Regions from separate parts of the Mus musculus genome. Here all the other regions are linked to region 2. The links are chromatin contacts, found by POLR2A ChIA-PET in ENCODE. All regions are on one chromosome and are shown on one strand. The core of a region is the stretch at or near the end of the contact, and the rest is flanking DNA. Distances in the headings are between cores, read along the strand shown. Region 1 holds the start of Ell (elongation factor RNA polymerase II). Region 2 holds the start of Jund (jun D proto-oncogene). Region 3 holds the start of Uba52 (ubiquitin A-52 residue ribosomal protein fusion product 1). Region 4 holds the start of Slc5a5 (solute carrier family 5 (sodium iodide symporter), member 5). Region 5 holds the start of Kcnn1 (potassium intermediate/small conductance calcium-activated channel, subfamily N, member 1).

Region 1 (2,700 bases), core at 135-2,634, 160 kb after region 2:
GAGCAAGGGCCAGCGACTGCCACCAGGTACCAAGTTCACCTGACAGCAGTGACTCATGCTCTGGCCCAGCTGTTTCTGAGAAAAGCCCTGGTTCTCCAGGACTAGTCAGAATGGCCCAAGGGGAAAGACTACAGGTTGGAATTCTAACCAGGAAGAGTGGCTGGGCTGGTCACTCAGTGGCTGCCACCCAAATCCTCACCACCTCTTCCTTCTCACCTGCAGGGGCACTTTCTGCCCCTTTTGACAAGGGAAGAAGGACTTTTTCCAAAGAGATTCAACCTGTTCTAGGAAGGAAAAAACTAAAACCCGGGCACGGGCAGGAAGTGGCTCAAAGAAGTGAAGGGAAGACATGCAGGAAGAGGTAGGCTCCCCAGATCACTGAATGGGGAATAAATTCCTGGCTTGGCCAATGGTGCAGCACATGTCCTGGGCAGGAAGAAAACCACATTCTTTCCTAGTTACTCTCTGTTCACTCGACCGCGTCAACACCCCCCGAGCCAGCACAGGCAAACACACATCCCAGACACAGACTCAACACCCCAGTCACTTTAGTAAGATGAACCCTCAAGCCACTTCCCCTGGGGTCCTGCAACTTCTGTCTCAGTGGATGGATGCAGGGTGATACCGTGGCTTGGGTGGGGCATCAAGGTGTGACCCAGAGTGAGGCACAGGAAAGAGGGACACAGCCAGGATCCCTAACCCCACTCCCAAGCCAGGAGGCAGTACCAAAAAGCCTGGAATTTCTCCCAGATGAAGAGTGGAAAATGGAGAGACCAAGTGTGGTGGCTACAGTTGCCTCCTGCTGAGTGCCCAGGGGAGGAAGCCCCCATGGCTAACACAACCACCTCCGTCGGTGAGAAAAACACAACAGCCTTGTCCAAAATATCCAGGGAAACAGGGTTACAAGAGTGGCAGGATCTGGGGCCAGGCAGTAAGTTTCTGTCAAACTACCCCTTCTATGAGTGGATCCAAACACACCTGTCATCCCAGCACTTAAGAACCTAAGGCAGGAGGATGGCCGTCAGTTCAGGGACAACCTGAGCTACATAGAAAGGACCTATTTTTAAAAAAAGAGACAAGAGTAGAGCCAACCTGAAGGATGTCACTGGGGCTGGTCAAGGTATCGCCAGGTGTGGACGCGCGGCCTTGTCCCCCACAGGTCCCCGCAAGTGTCTCCCCACGGCGCAGCCTACCCGCCAGGACGCCGCAAAGCTCACCTGGTGGGCCCGGTAGCTTTCAAAAGCCTTCAAAGCACTGTCGGTGAGCTTCACGTGGAACACCGACACCCTGCTGCCGTCGCTCACGCGCCCACACGACAACCCGTAACTCCTAGCCTCCTTCAGCGCCGCCATCTTGCAACCATCACTCCCCCGCCCCCCTCCTCAGCGACTGCGCCCGCACGCCGGCCTGACCCGCCCCGCCCCGCCGCGCCGCCCGCCGACGTGCTGCATTATTCATGAGGCCAGCATAGCCACGCCCCACTCCGGGCGCGCGTGCCTTCTTTGACAGAGCTGAGGAACATTTTGCCTCGGGCCCGCACAGATGGCCACGCCCCCAAGCACTTACAGGCCCGCTCTCGGGACCGGAGACTGTGAGTCTTGCTGTATTATTCAAGAAGAGAGGTTAGCCACGCCTTCCCGCGCGCTCCAAACCCGCCTTCAAAAACTAACCACAGCGCAACTGGCCACTCCCTAAGGGTCTCGCGAGGCCAGTCATAGCCTTAAAACAGCTCTTCAGAGCTCTCTAAGAAACTTCCCTCCCTTGCAAACAACTCCCATGCGCGTGCGCCAGTTCACAGACAGGCTCCTCCTACCTGACGACTCCTCCTGCATTATTCATGAGACGAAGGCAGCCTCGACCCCAAGACTGCAGGAAACCCATCCTCATCCCAAACCCAGCAAAGCCCTCTCAGCCTCGCGACCTGTCGCGTGAGTGTGTTATTTATGAGAAACTGGCCGTGATCTCCGACGTGTTGGTAGACTGCCAGGCCGCGACGACGAACACGTTTGTTCGCAGTTGCCAGCCAGATCTAGATGGTCACTCATATGCAGCGAGCCCACCCCGCCCCCAGTGAAAAAAAAATCACCTTAAAGAAACATATTTAGCCACGCCTACACGCGTTGAAGCCCGCCTCCTCTACCAGCCCTATGCCACGCCCCCAAACGCCCATGGAACCCTGCGTCACCGAGGAACTGCTCCCCAAGCGCTCCGCGTTTGGCCACGCCCCCAAACTCCCGTAAAGCCCGCCTACCGACTTGCTGTATTATTCATGAAGCAGGCGTGGCCACTCCCCCACCCCGTGCTTGCTGATTTTCCCAGACCACCGCTTGCCCGCCAAACGCCCAACTGATACGCCCCCCGCAGTCGCAGGGTCTGCCCTACTTCAGTTCATGCACTGGGCTACATAGTCAGACCCCAAGCTCCCGAGGCCCTCCCCAGAAGCCTCAGCCGCTGGGCAAGCTGAGTTATTCAGGAGTTGCCGCTGCCGCGTTTCAAAAACCAATTTTCAAGGGTTTCCCACCCAACTGACTTAAGATCCCTGACCGCTTGACCGACGTGGCCTATTCCCCACCCGCTCATAAGTATAAGAGCTGACGGTTCCATCTTTCCAAGCTCCTAACCTCGCCGCTACATGTGTTACTCATGAACCCTTAACACTTGAACTTGGGCCTTTCAGCTTGATATTTATGCTTTTTTTCC
Region 2 (2,700 bases), core at 53-2,552:
GCGCTCGGCCCCGGGGCGGGGGGAGTGGCCGCGGCCTCCCCGGGGGGCCCCGTATGCCCCCCAGTCCGCTGCCCGTACAGACCGGCTCCGATGCCGGCCGCTCTGCCCCGCGCCGCCCGCGCGCACTCTTATAGCCTCGGCCCCCGCGATGAGCTCACCGCCCCCGCTCGCCATTGGCGCGAGGTGACGTCGTTGATTTGCATAAAGGGGCGGGAGCGGGACGCCCTCGCCTGGTGGCGGCCGCTGTTGCCAAGAGCGACGCTCGCTACATGGCACAACAACGCGCTGCATTGTGGGTTGACGTCATGGGGGTGGGGCTGAACGCGGTTTGGCCGGGTCACCACGCCCAGCTTGGATTGCCGGGCAGGCTCTGTCCCTACCCTGCTGTTTCTTGCCTCTCCTCCCTTTCTCTTCCTCCCCTCTTTACTTCCCTCTAGATCTTGCCTCTCTGTTTCTCAAACTGGACCTCATCTGTGCGTCTATCTCTCCCCTGTCTCTGGCACTTCTGTGGCGTGATGTGTGGAGCCTCATAAACCCAGGCCCTCTGTGAAGCCACGCCCCGCGTCACGCCCACCGAAGGCACGCCCCTCGGGGGCCGGGCGCCGGCCAGGGTTCCTCCGGCTGGGAGCTGGCAGGTGTGGGCAGGAAGGGGGAGGCAGAGGAGGGTCCCTTGGAGAGTCCCCACAACTACTTAGCTCCTTGTCAGTTTCACAGGGTGGAGTCGAACGCCCTAAAAGCTGACCTCCTGCCTTTTCCTTGGGGAAACTGAGGATGGGATGTGTGGAGTCCAACTGCAGCCAGGGTAGCCATCAGTTGTAGGTTTTTTTCTTGATCTCGGTGAAAAAAAATTTTTTTAATCTTTGTTTTGGGTCAAGACAGGATCTCATCCTCTAGACTCCGCTATTCATGAACTTAACTTCAGTCCCCCTGTTTCATATTCCCAAGTGTGGCAGTAACAGGCCTGAGTCTCTTAACCTCGGCCTACAGATCTCGGTTTTTATTTTACATGCTGGTGTGTTTGTCTGTGTGGTTGTGTATCTGTGTTTGTCTGTGTAGGTATCTGTGCTTTGTGTGTGTGTGTGTCCAGGAAGGTCAGAGGAGAGTTGGGAGTCTGTTCTCCCCGGTGTGGCACTCTGGCTGTCCGACTTGGGTGCAGTCACGTTTACTTTCTAAGCCTACCCTATGGCCCTGGATTGGGACGTTTTGAAACAGAATCTCACTCTGTACCCCAGAATGACCTCCCGAACCCCCCAAAATCTCACCTCAGGCTTCTGGATGACTAATATATGCCATTGTGCCTTGCTTCGGTTTCAGTTATTAGGACACCCTGTACCCTAGCTGACCAAGACTGAGGGTGATTTCACTGCCTCAACGTGAAAGACGTGCCCATCACCTCATCTTAGCATGAGATTTGAGTCTTGGGTTTGTTGAGTTTTACTTTGTGTTTTGAGCAAGGATCTCTCACCTTCCAGCTGGGGCTGGCTGGGAACTTACAGATGTGGACCTGCTAAGTGCTAGAGTTAAAGGGCACTATGCAAAAGCTGTAACCCAGGTTGACCTGGGGCTCCTGCTGATGGAAGTTCTGGGGTGAGCTTGTGGGGTTTTTTTTGTTTTGTTTTGTTTTTGCCTTTGTTTTGAGACAGAATTTTTCTGTAGCTCAGGCTAGACTTGAGAAGTGATCCTTCTGCCTTCTATGTGCTGTAAGGACAGGCATTTACCACACATTTGTCCTCCCAAGGACAGAACTAGGGTGCCAGGCCTCTGGACAGCCATGGCAGTACACGTTTTTACTCTTGACTCTTCTAGAGCCTGAGGTGGGTCCCAGAGTGGAGCCTGCAAATGAGAATCCGGACTGGTAATTACCCTCTTAATTAGTACAGTATGCCACCAGGCCTGATGCAGGCTTTTCTGCTTGCTGGGAACGGAGGTGGAAGAGGTGGGAGCAACAAGTCCCAGCACACTCAACACAACCCTTAGAAGACCAGAGAGGAGTCTCATCCCTTCTCTGTGACTCCTCTCCAATCTGTACCCCATTGGAGCTCCTTTGCACCTCAGGACCTTCGCCCAGGCCATTGAGGCCTCAGAGGGTTCTCCCCCCTCCCCCCAAACCCCCGCCCGAGCCTTGACCAGTTGTTGCCTCAGAGAGCCACACACCCAGGTTTTATCCCCTTTTGTAGGCAAGTGACCATCCAGAAAGATAGAGTGGACTCTCCCCTCACCACACACGTGGGGTTTGCGCTTCGCGAGCCATATCCCAGCCAGCACCCCCTCCCCCGCCCCCCGCCAAACGACTGAGCCAGCTAGTGCTGGCCCAACGCCAGCCAGCCCCCGGCGCCAGGCCTGCCTCTCCCCGGGGCCGTACGGAGCTTGGCGGAGCGCGCGAGGCTCCGCCCTGACCTTGGGACTTGGCCTTGGCGGGTGGGGGATGGGCGGGCGTGCGCTCTGGAGGCGGTGGTTTGAGCTGACTGGGGACAGGTTTACGTACCAAATTAAGTTTTACCTCTGTTGAGACTCACTTTCCCTATCAGGCAAGGAGAGCATTTTGTAGTGGCATGGAAAATGTAAAGAAATAGTAAGACCTGAACATTTTTGGTTGCTTTTCGAGACAGGGTTTCTCTGTGTAGCCCTGGCTGTCCTGGAGCTCACTCTGTAGACCAGGTTAGTCTCGAACTCAAAGATCCTCCTGCCTCTGACTCCCGA
Region 3 (2,700 bases), core at 41-2,540, 190 kb after region 2:
TTTGTTTTATTTGCCTGTTTCTTTTCTAATTAAAAAAGAAAAAATGTGTGGCTTTGAGTGGGTAGGGACCTGGGGAGAATCTGGGGCGTCGTCTTGAAGGAAATCCTGATAAGTCTATACTATATGGGGAAAAAGAGCCTACTTTCAATTAAAAAAAAAAAAGTCATTTTCCCAGTTACCTCCACATCTGCTTTTTGCCTGGTGCACTGGGAAATAGTTAAGAAACGAAGAGCCACACAGCCAAGCTCATAGGAAAGTTAGCTCTGCAAGGTCTCGTGATTGTACTGCTTGTCTGAAACAGGAGCTCACTGCGGATGCTCCACTTTGTGGACCACAGTGGCCTTGAACTTCCAGAAATCCGGGGCCTCTGTCCCCCAACTGCTAGGATTCATTTCTTTTTTTTTGTTTGTTTGTTTTTTTTTTGTTTTTCGAGACAGGGTTTCTCTGTGTAGCCCTGGCTGTCCTGGAACTCACTCTGTAGACCAGGCTGGCCTCGATCTCAGAAATTCACCTGCCTCTGCCTCCCAAGTGCTGGGATTAAAGACGTGCGCCACCACGCCCGGCCTAGGATTCATTTCTATTGCCTGTGCGCGCCGGTTAAAGCTGGCGAACAACTCGGGTCGGTCCTCTCCCTCCACCATGATGGTAACGTGCCTTTACCCGCTGAGTCTTCTCATTGGCTTTGGAGAAAGCGGCTTACTCTGTTTTGTTTTGTTTTTTGGTTTTTCGAGACAGGGTTTCTCTGTGTAGCCCTGGCTGTCCTGGCACTCACTGTGTAGACCAGGCTGGCCTCGAACTCAGAAATCCGCCTGCCTCTGCCTCCCGAGTGCTGGGATTAAAGGCGTGCGCCACCATGCTCGGCCTAGGATTCATTTCTATTGCCTGTGCGCGCCGGTTAAAGCTGGCGAACAACTCGGGTCGGTCCTCTCCCTCCACCGTGATGGTGATGGTAACGTGCCTTTACCCGCTGAGTCTTCTCATTGGCTTTGGAGAAAGCGGCTTACTCTGAACCCCAGCCGACTGGTAGGTAGCGCGGGCTAGCCTAGTACTCACCGCGGTCCGCCTGTTGCGGTGACAGCACAACGCCTCAATTACACAAAAACCTGTCCCCGCCGCGAAGGCAGCGGAGAAGGCTCCCGCAGGAGCTGCTATCACTCATGTGTTAAGCTCCACCCGGAAGCGGCTCCAGACAGAACGACTATTCTCGCCAGGACCCAACATGGCGCCCGGCGAAGCCCGGGGCGGGACGACATGCGGCGCGGATTGTGACGTAAACGCGCAGCGTGCTCAGTGCGCAGGCGCTCTCAGAGGAGACTAGGGGGTTTCCGGTTCCGCTGTCCTCTTTCTCTTCAACGAGGCGGCCGAGCGGGTTGGTGCCGTCCGCGTCGCGGCTGGGCTGTTGGCGGCTGGGCCTGGGCGGGGACGCGGCGGGGGTCGGCGAGGCGACTGTAGGGGTTCGCGGGCGCCGCTTCGGCGTCGTGCATGTTCGGTGGGACTCGGCCGCCAGGACCTGGGCGCGCGGCGGGCACGCGGCAGTGCAGCCCGGGCGCTGCGGGCGGAAGACCAAGGGCACTGACCTGAGCTCCAGGGCGAGTTCTGGGCCTAGCCTGAGATACAATGCGCGTTTGGGTCCAGTGTTGGCTGCAGAGGGAGTTCAGGGCCAGCCTGTGCTTGGGGGGGGGTGGTTGTGGCCCCCAAGGCTGGAAAGTTTGCCTGGGTTAAACTTCGTCTTAAAAAAAAAAAAAGGCTAAACTGTGCGTGGCGGTGAACTGCTCTCACCTCAGCACCTGAGAAGCAGGGCATAGTTGAGTCCAGCCGGCCCTATTGAGAAGAAACCTTTGCTGTCCGATCCTTCAGTTGGAAGGCACTCTTGCTGGGGTGGCAAGCTGTTGGGTAGGATTTCCCGACCCACCGGGTGGTGGTGACTGGCAGAGTGGGACTGCTGAGCCGTAGTCCGCAGCAGGATTTGGCTTTTTGGTAGTAAAGGTAACTAAGAAATAAGCAGTCTTAGGTGGTTAGTAGAAGCCGACGGACCTCTGTCTTTTACTCATGCGTCTCCTTCTGATGTGTAGCAGACGCCAACATGCAGATCTTCGTGAAGACCCTGACGGGCAAGACCATCACTCTTGAGGTCGAGCCCAGTGACACCATCGAGAATGTCAAGGCCAAGATCCAAGACAAGGAAGGTGGGCTGTGCTGTTCAGGGCGTTCTCCTACGGGTGGGAGCGCTTAAGGATCTTGGTCTGCTCGTCTCTTGAGTGAATGGGGTCTAACCAGCTTCTGCAGGAAGGAGTTGTGGCCAACCTGGTTTCTCTCGTGCACAGGCATCCCACCTGACCAGCAGAGGCTGATATTCGCGGGCAAACAGCTGGAGGATGGCCGCACCCTGTCCGACTACAACATCCAGAAAGGTAAGGGCTGTTTTGCTTGTCTGGTATTGTAGGTGGGGGCTGGCGTCCGACTGCTATTGCGGTCGTTGGCATGGTTGACTTACGTATTTACTGTGGGTATTTATTTGTGATGGCTCTGAGGCAAAGGGCAGAAGACCACTTTTCTAGCCTTGTGTGGGCTGAAGGGATTGAGCCCAGCTCACCAGACTCACCTGGCTGCCCCTACTTACCAAACCTTTACTTTGGTTTTGTTTTTGTTGTTTGCTTTGAGGCTAAGTGTCAACTTAGACCCAGGCTGTTTGGAACTCGT
Region 4 (2,700 bases), core at 81-2,580, 200 kb before region 2:
TGGAGAGATTGGCTCAGTTAAGAGCACTGACTGCTCTTCCAGAGGTCCTGAGTTCAGTTCCCAGCAACCACAATGTGGCTCACAACCATCTGTAATGGAATCCAGTGCCGCCTTCTGGTGTGTCTGAAGCCAGCTACAGTGTACCCACATGTAAATATAAAATAAAGTCTAATAAGAAGAGAAAAGCCCTTTCAACCTCATCAGTAATGCCCTCAAGCCCGCCTGCCACCTAGGTTTAGGAGACTGCCCTAGCCAGGCCTCCCTCCTAACCAGCACCTCCAGGCAGGCAGTCCAGCCAGTATACAGCATATGAGGCCACCAGGGGGCGTGTGCCTTAGTTTTACTTATCAGACCACCCGGGAAGTACAGACGTGGCTCAATAGGGAATCAACCCTGAACACCCCAGAAACGGCCAGTTCTCCAGAAAAGGGTCCCGGTGACAGTTCTGCATCATCCCAAGCCCTGGGTCCCTTGAAAGCCACTATCAGCAAACTTCTGTTCTGGACCCAGGTATGCCAAAGTACCTGCGACAAGAAGGGAGAAATGGGTATCCAATGAACCCTCACTTGTCATCCCAGCACTAGGGAAGCCATGGCAGGATTGACACACCTTTGTGGTCAGCCTGTGGGAAAGAAAGGAAGAGAACAGGAAAGGGGAGGACAGCCAGGTCAGGTGTAGTGCACACTTGTGTTCCTGCCGGTAGGGTGGGCCTTGGTCAGGACTCCATACCAGCCTGAGCTACATGAGACTCAGCCTCAAACGCGTGCGTACACGCATACACACACACACACACACACACACACATACACACACATACAACCATAGGTCCAGACTGCCCTGTGCAGGTAGGGAAACTGAGTCCTAAACAGAAGGAAGAAATTCTCCAAAGAGAACCTGAGTGCCTCCCACCGGGTTAGCAAGGGTGGACAGTTCCTTCTCCCACGCTGCGGAGAAAGGCAGATGCTCTCTGGGGGGAAGGCTCGAGTCTCGTTTTTCCTTATGGGGCCCGGAAGTCCCCGAAAGTGAACCCCAGTCCTGGGTTCCTCGTAGCTCTGGTTCCTAACTCCCGCAGGCTGTGTGAACAGAGGGGAGCGGAGGTCTGAGCCGTCCAAGGCCCTTCCTGTCTGTTCACAACTCTACACGGAACAAGCCCTAGATGTGGGAGAAAGTGTCAGGAGACGCTAGTGTCCCCCCAACCCCGTTGCCCGCACCCCTGAAGGCCCGCTCGCCCCAGGACGGAAAGGGTGCGGGTCGCGCCCGCCTCCCAGGCTGGGGGCGGGGCCGCGCTGACCCCGGAGCCCAATAAATCCGCCGCGCGAAAAGCTTGTGGGTCGACGGCCCAGCAGGAACTCGCGCTGCGACGACGCTCGCTCTGAGAGTCCCCGACGTCCTCCGCATCCTCTCCGTTCCGAGTTACCTGTCTCCATGGAGGGCGCGGAGGCAGGGGCCCGGGCCACCTTCGGCCCCTGGGACTACGGCGTGTTCGCGACCATGCTGCTGGTGTCCACGGGCATCGGTCTGTGGGTCGGCCTGGCCCGCGGCGGCCAGCGCAGCGCCGACGACTTCTTCACCGGGGGCCGGCAGCTGGCGGCAGTGCCTGTGGGGCTGTCGCTGGCCGCTAGCTTCATGTCGGCTGTGCAGGTGCTCGGGGTCCCCGCGGAGGCAGCGCGCTACGGTCTCAAGTTTCTGTGGATGTGCGTGGGCCAGTTGCTCAATTCGCTGCTCACAGCCTTGCTCTTCTTGCCGATCTTCTACCGCCTGGGCCTTACCAGCACCTACCAGGTAGGGGACTTGGTCCCATGGGAAGGTTCCGGGAAGATGCCGCGGGCACCGGGCAGGGCCAGGAAGGAGGAAGAGCCAGTCCGGGCCCCACAGCTCGCAGCAGCCTCGGGGCAGTGGCCTCCCGCTGACACCTGTCCCTGCGAGTGCCCGTACCAGCCACCCACCGGCGCCCGACAGAGTTCAAACGCCTGCAGTGAGGTGTAGGATTTCCCAAACGCTCAACAACTGTAGTGAAAACGGAATAGCATCCACTTGCAGTTTCAGCACTAGGGAGATTGAGGCAGGAGGATTGCCATGAGTACCAGGCCAGTTTGGACTCCCTAGGGATACCCCAGTTTCAAATCTGAGGGCGCAACTAGGCACCCTGAAACAACGGTCCAACAAGTGTAGCGACAATATGAAGTCCCATGTGTGATATCTCAGTACTAGAGAAGCTTTGGCAGGAGGATTGCTGCGAGTTCCAAGCCGGCTTAACCTACACAGAGACTCTGTAAGCTCAGTTGGGCACTCCGGAACAGAGTAGAAACAGTGAGGATGGCTGAGGGGTCACTTGCCCGGTAACCTCCAGCCCTTGGCTCCCTCTGCAGTACCTAGAACTGCGCTTCAGCCGAGCGGTCCGGCTCTGCGGGACGCTGCAGTACTTGGTGGCCACGGTGAGCGAGCTGCCCGCCCTGCCACGCCCACACGAGCAATTATCATAGCCCGCTCCAACCTGACCTCACGCCACACCCCTCATCCTACCTGGCCCCGCCCCCTTCCAGCTTGAGCTAAGCTTCTCTGGGACATACAAGGACCACGCCTATAGCTCTGCCCTCATTCTGCCTATGGGCACCCTCTCACCTAGCTCCACCCCATCCTACCTAAAAACACCTTCTTGCAACCTGGCTCCGCCCTTTCTGCCTGATCCGCGCTCTCTTC
Region 5 (2,700 bases), core at 155-2,654, 160 kb before region 2:
ATGCCCCCAATCCCTGGGGGCTGTGAGAGGCTGAGGTGTGTCTCAGGAGACTGAGTGCTTTGCCAGTGTTTATGACGCCCTGGCTTCTGTTGTTAGCACGGAACAAATGGGGCTTGGTGGCCCAGGCCTATCCTGTCAGGTAGGACCTGAGAGGTAGAGGCAAGATGGCCAGTTCCAGGCCATCCTCAGCTCTATAGTAAGTCTGAGCCTCACAGATATGAAACCCTTTCTAAAACAAAAAGCAAAACAATTCCTGGGTAGGGGGTAGGCAGGGAAGGCCCACAGCCACAGGCTGAGGTGGCCACATGCAGAAGGTTTAGGGGCTGGAGGCAGAACCTGGTGCTCTTGGCCTGTCCCTCTGTGGTGTCTCCTGGAACCTGCTTACATCTATCACCCCAGGCTGGTTCCATCTGGCTCCACCTATGTGGATAGTGCAGATGTGGTCCCCAACACCTGGACTGTCACTCTGTTGGTGGCTCTGCTGGGGCTCAGTGCTGTCACTGCTCCCAGGCCACTTGCTGGCCACACATCTGCCCCTCAGTCCTTCCTGAGGCCCTCTAAACTGCAAAGACATTGGGCCAGGAAGAAGCAGGAGCTGGGTGGCTGGGGTGGGGGTGGGGAGGGGATTAGGGAGGGGATACACACACTCATCGCTCGGCTGCAGGCAAACCTCAGCTCCCCAGCTTGTCAGTAATCACGTGACTGAAGGGGCGGAGACTAGACTCCTTGGTCTCTGGGATGTCTTAGAAGACACCTGAAACTCCAGCACCTTAGGAAGTAGGCTGAGAGGAGGATTTCAGTGAGTAAATTCAAGATCAGCTTTGGCTACAGAGCTATCAAAACAAACAAACAAAACCCAAGACCACAAAAAATGTTGCATGAGCTGGAAAGGGGGGCCCAAAACTGTCCCAGCGCTCAGGAGGTGAAGGGAGAAGGAACAGAACTTCAAGGCCACTCAAGGCTAACCTGGACTCCCTGGTAAGTTCTAGCGCAGCCTGTACTTCACAGTGAGTTTGACGCCAGACTAGGTTATGTGAGACCTTGATTCAAAACAAAAACTTTCATGAGTGAGCTCTGTAAGTTTGGCTTGAATGATGGGGGCAGAGCAGGTTCGGGGGTCTCCCCAGCCCTGATGATTGCAGCTGCCTGGAGCTCTTTCTGCCCGCAAGGCTAATAGGGTTTAAGATCGGGGTCCCTGAGGTGAGCGGGCTTGTCTGTCCCCAGAGATGAGGTCCAGGTGTGCAGGATCACCTGCAATAGCCAGCTGCCTGTGCACAGATGCCCATCACCGGGGTTCTTATTCTTGCCCAGTGCCCAGGAGGGAGCTTTAAGCATGGGCGGAGCCTGCGGGGTCATGGGGGTGGGGCCTGGTGCACTCAGCCAATCCAAGGCGCCGCTCATACGGGGCGGCGCTGCTCCCCCTCCCTGGCCGGTCTCGGCGGGGACGCGCTGGCACGAGGGTCCAGGTCCCCGCCCGCAGGTATTGGCGAGAGGAAGCGGGGGTGAGGGGGCTGGGGGGGCAGTAATAGCGGGTCCCTGGGCTATGCGACTAGGGACGACGCTGGGGATGGTGTTGCCACGCGGTCAGGGGTCAGGGACACAGAAGAGAGGGTGCGCGTGTCCCCCGGTGAGGGAAGATTGCGAGTGGGAGACGCTGAGTCCATAAAGTCCATGCACAAGGATGGATGTGATACGGCCAGTGACATGAGCACTCTTCGGCCACCCTAAACTGAGGTCAAGGTGCTCAGTGACAGCACCTGGGCTGCCAGACTGGCCTTGTAAGCTCCCTGGTAGCCGGTGTGCAAAGGGCAAGCAGAGCCGGGCACCCTGAGGAGTCAGTGAGCCTGGTGAGAAGAGCTCTGGCACCCTTCCTCAACTCCATTTCCCCACCAGCTGCTGGGGAGGCCACCTGACACAGGTCTAGTGTCTTGGGAGTTTCTGTCATGAGCCGTTATCACTGTGGTTCCTACAAGAGTTGTGGGAGGTGGGTGCCTCCTTGAGACTCACAGCAAGGGACACCTATTGATCCGATTTTATTTTATTTTGAGACAGGTTCTCAGGTAGCCCTAGTTGGCCTCAAAGGCCAGGCTAGCCTTGCTGTTTAGCACCTCTTGATAGGTATGTATCACCAGTCCTAGCATGGCGACTTACACCTGCCATCCCAGCACCTGGGGTTTGCCACAGTGCCAACCTGCACTATAGATTGAGAGCCTGTCTCTAAAGTAAATAAATAAAATTACAGAAGACAAGAGAAAACGGACTGAGCTGGTACCCCAGGCTCCATGACAGAAAGCAGCTCTGTCCTCAGCTCACAGCCACTCGGGCAGAGCCAGCCTGGTTCCCTGTCAAGGTCCTGCCCTCAGCCACCGCCAGGCTGTGTCCCTTAGTCTGTGTCTGACTCGGTGCTGGCAGAGGATCCAGGGGCCACCCAACCTCCCTCAGCTTTGCTCTTCTTTTTAAAACCAGAAGAGGTATCCCCCTTGTGCCTGGGGCAACAGACAGTCCTTTTAACTGGAGGCTCAAAACACAGCCAGCCCAGGACTGGTCACTGAGCCCTGCCTGCTCTGCATCTGTCCTGTGCCAGCCAGCCTGCCCAGGAAGAGGCTGTCTCAGGGAACAACATGGCAGCACCTAGGCTTGGCATATGTGTCAGACAGCTGAGTCACAGCCCCATATTGCCTCTTCACCTGTGTGTCTTGC

The links. ChIA-PET counts read pairs that join two places held with the same protein, here RNA polymerase II (POLR2A).
Region 1: POLR2A ChIA-PET joins it to region 2 with 37 read pairs in embryonic stem cell. The contact joins the promoter of Ell here to the promoter of Jund in region 2. POLR2A ChIA-PET finds 5 or more read pairs at or near these places in 4 of 5 experiments (Patski and embryonic stem cell).
Region 3: POLR2A ChIA-PET joins it to region 2 with 14 read pairs in embryonic stem cell. The contact joins the promoter of Uba52 here to the promoter of Jund in region 2. POLR2A ChIA-PET finds 5 or more read pairs at or near these places in 4 of 5 experiments (Patski and embryonic stem cell).
Region 4: POLR2A ChIA-PET joins it to region 2 with 20 read pairs in embryonic stem cell. The contact joins the promoter of Slc5a5 here to the promoter of Jund in region 2. POLR2A ChIA-PET finds 5 or more read pairs at or near these places in 4 of 5 experiments (Patski and embryonic stem cell).
Region 5: POLR2A ChIA-PET joins it to region 2 with 14 read pairs in embryonic stem cell. The contact joins the promoter of Kcnn1 here to the promoter of Jund in region 2. POLR2A ChIA-PET finds 5 or more read pairs at or near these places in 4 of 5 experiments (Patski and embryonic stem cell).

What each region holds. Positions count from the first base shown.
Region 1 is chr8:70,538,359-70,541,058 of GRCm38, reverse strand. It overlaps Ell (elongation factor RNA polymerase II), which reads right to left and starts at 1,384. Exons shown (of 12, transcript NM_007924.2): 1 at 1,218-1,384. The coding sequence starts at 1,352. It overlaps Gm51534 (a long non-coding RNA gene), which reads left to right and starts at 1,530. Exons shown (of 2, transcript XR_003947400.1): 1 at 1,530-1,591.
Region 2 is chr8:70,696,341-70,699,040 of GRCm38, reverse strand. Jund (jun D proto-oncogene) reads right to left here and starts at 1,302. Exons shown (of 1, transcript NM_010592.5): 1 at 1-1,302.
Region 3 is chr8:70,509,007-70,511,706 of GRCm38, reverse strand. It overlaps Uba52 (ubiquitin A-52 residue ribosomal protein fusion product 1), which reads left to right and starts at 1,290. Exons shown (of 4, transcript NM_019883.4): 1 at 1,290-1,369; 2 at 2,073-2,186; 3 at 2,325-2,411. The coding sequence starts at 2,084. It overlaps 4930522P08Rik (RIKEN cDNA 4930522P08 gene), which reads right to left and starts at 1,221. Exons shown (of 2, transcript NR_151735.1): 1 at 1,054-1,221.
Region 4 is chr8:70,891,387-70,894,086 of GRCm38, reverse strand. Slc5a5 (solute carrier family 5 (sodium iodide symporter), member 5) reads left to right here and starts at 1,330. Exons shown (of 15, transcript NM_053248.2): 1 at 1,330-1,782; 2 at 2,370-2,435. The coding sequence starts at 1,426.
Region 5 is chr8:70,855,712-70,858,411 of GRCm38, reverse strand. It overlaps Kcnn1 (potassium intermediate/small conductance calcium-activated channel, subfamily N, member 1), which reads left to right and starts at 1,404. Exons shown (of 10, transcript NM_032397.3): 1 at 1,404-1,480.